Regions from separate parts of the Homo sapiens genome. Here region 2 is linked to region 1. Evidence: chromatin loops called from intact Hi-C (ENCODE). Cell type or tissue: OCI-LY7. All regions are shown on one strand. Each heading gives the region's core, and the rest is flanking DNA. Links, peaks and the distances in the headings are about the cores only.

What was found. Peaks named below come from ENCODE experiments on the same cell type or tissue, not always from the same donor. Only the 100,000 strongest peaks of a DNase experiment are listed, where the experiment ranks them.
Region 2: a loop joins it to region 1, with 2.9 times the contacts of the local background. A loop is called at or near these places in 8 of 110 quality-filtered maps.

The regions. Positions count from the first base shown.
Region 1 is chrY:13,701,974-13,704,870 of GRCh38, reverse strand. TMSB4Y (thymosin beta 4 Y-linked) reads right to left here and starts at 972. Exons shown (of 2, transcript NM_004202.3): 1 at 436-972. The coding sequence starts at 535. In OCI-LY7, for the core only: CTCF peaks have their summits at 350, 1,067 and 1,272; DNase peaks (open chromatin) are centred at 610 and 1,060; H3K4me3 peaks cover 1,529 bases; H3K27ac peaks cover 1,215 bases.
Region 2 is chrY:13,749,956-13,752,852 of GRCh38, reverse strand. It overlaps the pseudogene ANOS2P. Among named protein-coding and RNA genes, the nearest start is that of TMSB4Y, 48 kb to the right of the region's middle. In OCI-LY7, for the core only: CTCF peaks have their summits at 1,514 and 1,795; a DNase peak (open chromatin) is centred at 1,422; H3K4me3 peaks cover 1,934 bases.

The sequences.
Region 1 (2,897 bases), core at 219-2,718:
TTGTTTTGGTTGAGATGAAGTCTCCCTCTGTCACCCATACTAGAGTGCAGTGGCAGGATCTGGGCTCACTGCAACTTCCCCTCCCAGGTTCAAGCAATGCTTCTGCCTCAGCCTCCCAAGTAACTGGGATTACAGGCGCCCTCCAGCAAACCAAGTTAATTTTGTATTTTTTGTAGAGACGAGGTTTCCTCAGGCTGGTTTCGAACTCCTGACCTCAGGTGATCCCCGCCTTGGTCTTCCGAAGTGTTGGGATTACTGCACTAAAAGTTATCTGATTTTTAATTAACCTTTGCAAGCCACATTCACCAACTATCTGCTCCTTGAGCGCCCTCCCCTGCCTCCCGAATTCTTCCCGTGGCAGCTCCCAGTCTCCCGCCCTCCCACCGCCCGCTCGCATTCCAGCCTTTCTAAAGATGGGGGAGGATCGGAGCTTACTTTCTTTGGAAGACAATGGATTCTTCTCTTGCGTTTCTGTCTTCTTCAGTTTCGACTTATCGAATTTCTCGATCTCAGCCATACCAGGTTTGTCAGACATGGCTGCGGAGGAAGCCGTAGGGAGCAATCCAAAGTGAGCGTGAGAAACAGCCACCTGTCCGGGTCTCTGTACTGGGAACTGTGCTTCTGCCCTCCGACCCGCAACCTGAGAAAGCCCTTCTCGCCCTCCGTCCCCTGCTGTTTCGCGCTCATGAGCTTCCTCTTTCCACAGAAAAAGAGGCGACACCTTTCCTCAAATATTTGAAAACGCAGGGGACCAAAGAGGACAGATCCCTCTCAAAGTGGAATGTTCCGGAATAAAGGAATTTGACCCCTGTGAACTGTTAATTACAGCGTTTAAAATTAAAGGCTGGCTTGGAAGAGAATAGGAAAGCCACTTCCGCGTTCAAGTGGTTAAAATCGGGCAAGAATTCCTAAAATGGAGCCCAGGTCGCAAAAGCACTTCCATTTTGTAGCCACGGCCTCTCTGCAAACAACGCAGGCCTGGTCCTGCGCCCGCTTTCTAGTCTTCTCACGTAGGCGGAGGCTGCAGCTGGAGCTTGCGACAACCGCCCTACCAGCTTCCTCGCCCGCGCCACACTGCAGCCCAGCACACAAAGCGCGGCCCGGAAGCTAGTCCTGCCGGCGCTCTCGGCATTTCGGCATCCCTAGCACACATGCCTCTGCAAGAAGGGCTGTGAAAATGTCACAGCGCAGCGCCGCCGCTGCCAGGCTGCACAGATGCAGCCCGCAGAGCCGTCTGAGGCTGGGAGACGGCTCGGGGCTCGGGAGATGAGTGAGCCTCAGAACAAAGGATCTGTCTGTTCCCACATCTCAGCCTCCAAGACAACGCACAATACCTTTGAGAGCAAACACTAAGAAATTTTTTTTTTTTTTTTTTTTTTTTTTTTTTTTTTTTTTTTTTTTTTTTTTTTTTTTTGAGACGGAGACTCGCTCTGTCGCCCAGGCTGGAGTGCAGTGGCGGGATTTCGGCTCACTGCAAGCTCCGCCTCCCGGGTTCACGCCATTCTCCTGCCTCAGCCTCCCAAGTAGCTGGGACTACAGGCGCCCGCCACTACGCCCGGCTAATTTTTTGTATTTTTAGTAGAGACGGGGTTTCACCGTTTTAGCCGGGATGGTCTTCATCTCCTGACCTCGTGATCCGCCCGCCTCGGCACACTAAGAAATTTTAACACGAACCCTCCGAGCGGCAGTACATAAACGCCGGTTTATTTGCTTTGTTCTTAAATCATCGATTTCCCCACCGCATTACCCAGCATCTAGGGTGTTTCGCATCCCCACCTCCCCAAGGCAGCTTTCCCGGGGATAATCACTCGGCTTGGCTTTAGGGGATGTCTTCACAGGGACGCGAATAATGAAGGGGCAAGCGCGGCATGAAGGGGAGGGTAGAAGGAGTAAGGATGCAGGGGCCCTGGGGCTTACCTAAGCCAGGCGCGTAAGGGAGTGAAATCTAGTCTACACAGTGTCCACCGCGGAGTTGCCAGGACGGGATGGGCAGGCGCTACTTTATAGCCCTCCTATGTAAATGAGTTGATGTCACCCACAGGCCCGCTTAAGTCTTTCGCTCCACGTCTCGGAAGGGCGTCTGAAAGCTGCCGGGCGGTTGGGGAGCCCCAACGCCACCCTAGGTGCACCATTGCCCCCTAACCACAACGATGGCGAAAGATAAAATGAGCAAAGCACCTTCCAACACTTCCTTCAAAACGCATTTTCCCCTTTTACAACAGGAGCGTAAAAATTGCTCTTGCGGACTGGTGCATATTATTTAAGGGTCGGAGTAATACCTAGGGTAACAGGCATTGTTTTACTGAGAAACTGGCTTTACCTACTGAGGACATACGCACGCAAAGGCGCGGTGTCCCTCCCTGGAGTGCCTGGTCAGCTACAGGGATATCATTCCTGTGACTCAGCTTTCAGACCAGTGGAGGCCTATGCGCCCCACCCCGGACCTCTTCCTCACTGGCGTTCCTCTTGCCTTTGGCAGAAGGTAAAGCAACCCTCAGTGATTTTAAAAGAGAAACTTTCAGCCTTGTAACATCCATATTGTTTCATTAGCATAATTTTTGTAGGCACTCAACAGTAATATTGAGTGTAGGGTAATATTGTACTCTACACTCTGGGTGTAGAGTAATTTGTCTGGAGTTTATAGCTCCCTCTTAGCAAAATAAGTCAATTTGAAGCTCTGCCATTGACTTACTGCCTGACAATGAGGAAATTCTTTTCCTTCTTGTTTTTTATATTCATAAATTGTCAGAGTGATTGCTAAGAAGGACTGTGTTGAATTCCAAAGACTATAGTCCCATTACCTCTAACATCATAAGATAAAATTCAAAAATCAAACTATATTTTTAAGGGAGTGCTTCCAGCACTAGGACATCTCCGAAGTGCAACTGCATCTGGAA
Region 2 (2,897 bases), core at 248-2,747, 48 kb before region 1:
CACGCGACCAAGCGCACACACACACTCCTCTACTCGCCGGCTAAAAGAACCTAAGTATGGGGTTTGGGGGACAGTGACCTTGGAGCCTGTCTCTGGCGTATCCAAACACCGTCCTGCCAAATCCCCTGTCCCCGGCACTTCTCTGACGCTCTACGCTAGTGTACAAGACCTTGAATCTTTAGGGACTCCGAAATGAGGCGCGCGGAGCCACCTGCACCCTCCAACACGCGCATACACGCACCCTGGAACACGACTTGGCACAAGTGCCGTGGCTGGGGAATCCACGGGTGGGTAGCGAGCTCTCGGCCCGCGGATGGTGAAAAATCATCGTTCAAAAGAGAAAAAGTGTCGGCCTGCGGGCACCTGCGGAGCTGGGGCTCGTGGCAAGGTCCCCGGGCGCAGCTGGGCGCAGCGGGGTGCGCCTCCCGGACTCTCTCCCAGTGCTCCTGAGCACCTGGGACTTTGCGGGAGTCGACACCCGCCTGGAATCTCGGGCACTCAATTCCCGGGAAACAGCTACATCCACACACCCACCCTCGGCATTCACGACTCTCCCTCCCCAGGAAAATCGCCTTTGGTTTCCTGCTGGGAAGGACAAGACTGGGGCAGGACGCCTCGGGCTTCTTTTTCGTATCGGGAGCCGGGAGGAGGCTGGAAAACACGATTTAAGCACCCCGACTGTAAGATCCACGCCCAGGAGAAGCCAGGTCAGCTCGCTGCGCTGGCCGAAAACTTTTCGCGCCTAGGCTGGTCGGCGCGCGCCCGGGTGCACTCTCGCGCCCGGGTGCACTCCCGCCGCGGCCGCAGCACCAGAAAGAACCCGGGGCGGGCGGGAGTCTCCACTAACCTGGAAGTGCTGGAAGAAGGCAGAGATGCGTATGATTGGCAAGCTTAGGCACCTGGAGGCGCAGCGGGCGCGCAGGACGCTCCCGGCAGACAGCGACTCGTCCAGCAGCTGAGCAGCAGCTGCTCCGGGGCCGGCCGCCAGGCAGCCCTCCGAGGCCTCCAGCCAGAGGCAGAGGGTCAGGACCGCGCCGGGCACCTCGGGCACCATGGCTGCCGATCGGATGCGAGGGCGCCGGGCGCTGGCCGATGCTCCATGCTCCTCGCCGGGGCCGCACTCTGGGGACCCAGCAGCCGCAACGACCACGCCGGAAAGTTTGATACTTCAAATCCAGCCAGGCCTTCCCAGCCAACCTCCCTCCTTGCTTGCCCTCCAGGGGTGGCATGAGAAGGACAGGCGGCCGCGCCATTGGCTGGAAGGCGTGTGACAGGAGGGGCGGACGCAGGGCCCGTGGGCGGGTCTCTGGGAATGAGACCCCGGACACTCAGCTGAAGGGTGATGTCGGAAGACCCCACGCAGTCGCCTCCCCGTCCGCACCAACCGCTTCCTGCCCCTCCTACCTCCCCTCTCCGTCCAGGTGTGAGCAGGCCCACGCCTGCCAGCAGGGGTGCTCTCTTTAGCAGGACCAAAGAGGCCTCAGGACCGCCAGGGGCGTCCTACCTTCCTTTAGTTCCACACGCTTTGTTTCCTAAGGCGTCTGTTTTTCTTTTCTTTTCTTTTTTTTTTTTTTTTTACACTGTGTCTCGCTCTATCGCCAGGCTGCAGTTTAGTGCGGCGACCTCGGCTCACTGCAACCTCCGCCTCCCGGATTCAAGCGATTCTCCTGCCTCAGACTCCCGAGTAGCTGGGACTACAGGTGCCCGCCACCACTCCTGTATTTTTGTATTTTTAGTAGAGACGGGTTTCACCATGTTGGCCAGGATTGTCTCGATCTCCTAACCTCGTGATTTGCCCGCCTGGGCCTCCCAAAGTGCTGGGACTACAAGCATGAGCCACCACGCCCAGCCAGGCGTTTGTTTTTCTAATAAGCTTTGCACGCCCACAGTGAGTGATTTATTCAAAATAGACTTGCGTCTTAACCTCTTTCTTTCCCCATGATTTGCCCCGAGCCTCTTGACTCAGCCTTTTTAGCTTTGGAATGGCTGCTCCGGCCTCTCTTGTCTTTTCCAGTGCTCTTTTAGCACACGAGTTCTCCCTCCCCAGCCAGGATCCTGCCACAGAAAGACAGGAGGCATTGATAACACACAACCTGTAACAAAGCTCTACACTCTCCTCAGCCGCATCAGGAAGTGACAGTCCCCTTGCAGGTAGGAAAACCCAGAGAAAAAAGACCCAGGCACACTGCAATTCGAAAGGACAACTGACTGCTGTTCCTTTGCTCTGACATCTCCACCGTCTCCTACCCAATTGCACTTTCACCTTCGAAAAGAGGATCTCCATAAGCACCCAGCTAAGCACAGTCAGGCTATCTAGATGCACTCCCTCTACTCAAAGCTACATCAGAAGGCTCGAATCCTCTTTGCTCAAAGGCTGTACAGTTGTTTTGCAATTTTCCACCCTTTCCCCTATTCTTATACACAGGTTCCACTCTGCAATTTTGATATCTGCCTGTTAACAAATTGGAATGACAGCCATCTGCAGCTATCCTATTATGAGTGTTTTTCAAGTACATCATTTTACATGTGTATTTCTTCACATAGCTTAAACCAGCAAGGCCAATCGAATCAACTGGCATTGATGTGTTTCTTAGCGAATTAGAAAATCAGGGTCATCTTGTTCACAAGGTTCTACAGGCAGAGCCAGTTTCAGGGGCATGCAAGCTGTACAGTGGTACAGTCACACTCTTAGAAGGGCTGTTCTGCCATCACCGGCTGAAATTCTTTATAATGTTTGAACAAGTTTCCCTGAATTTTCATTTTGCATGAAGTCTCACAAATTATGTAGCTAGCCCTATCTGTAGGTTTTAGCCATGACAATCCTTTACTTCAGGGGTCCCCAGTCCCCAAGCCTCAGACCAGTACATGTCAGTGGCCTGTTAGGAACCGAGACACAG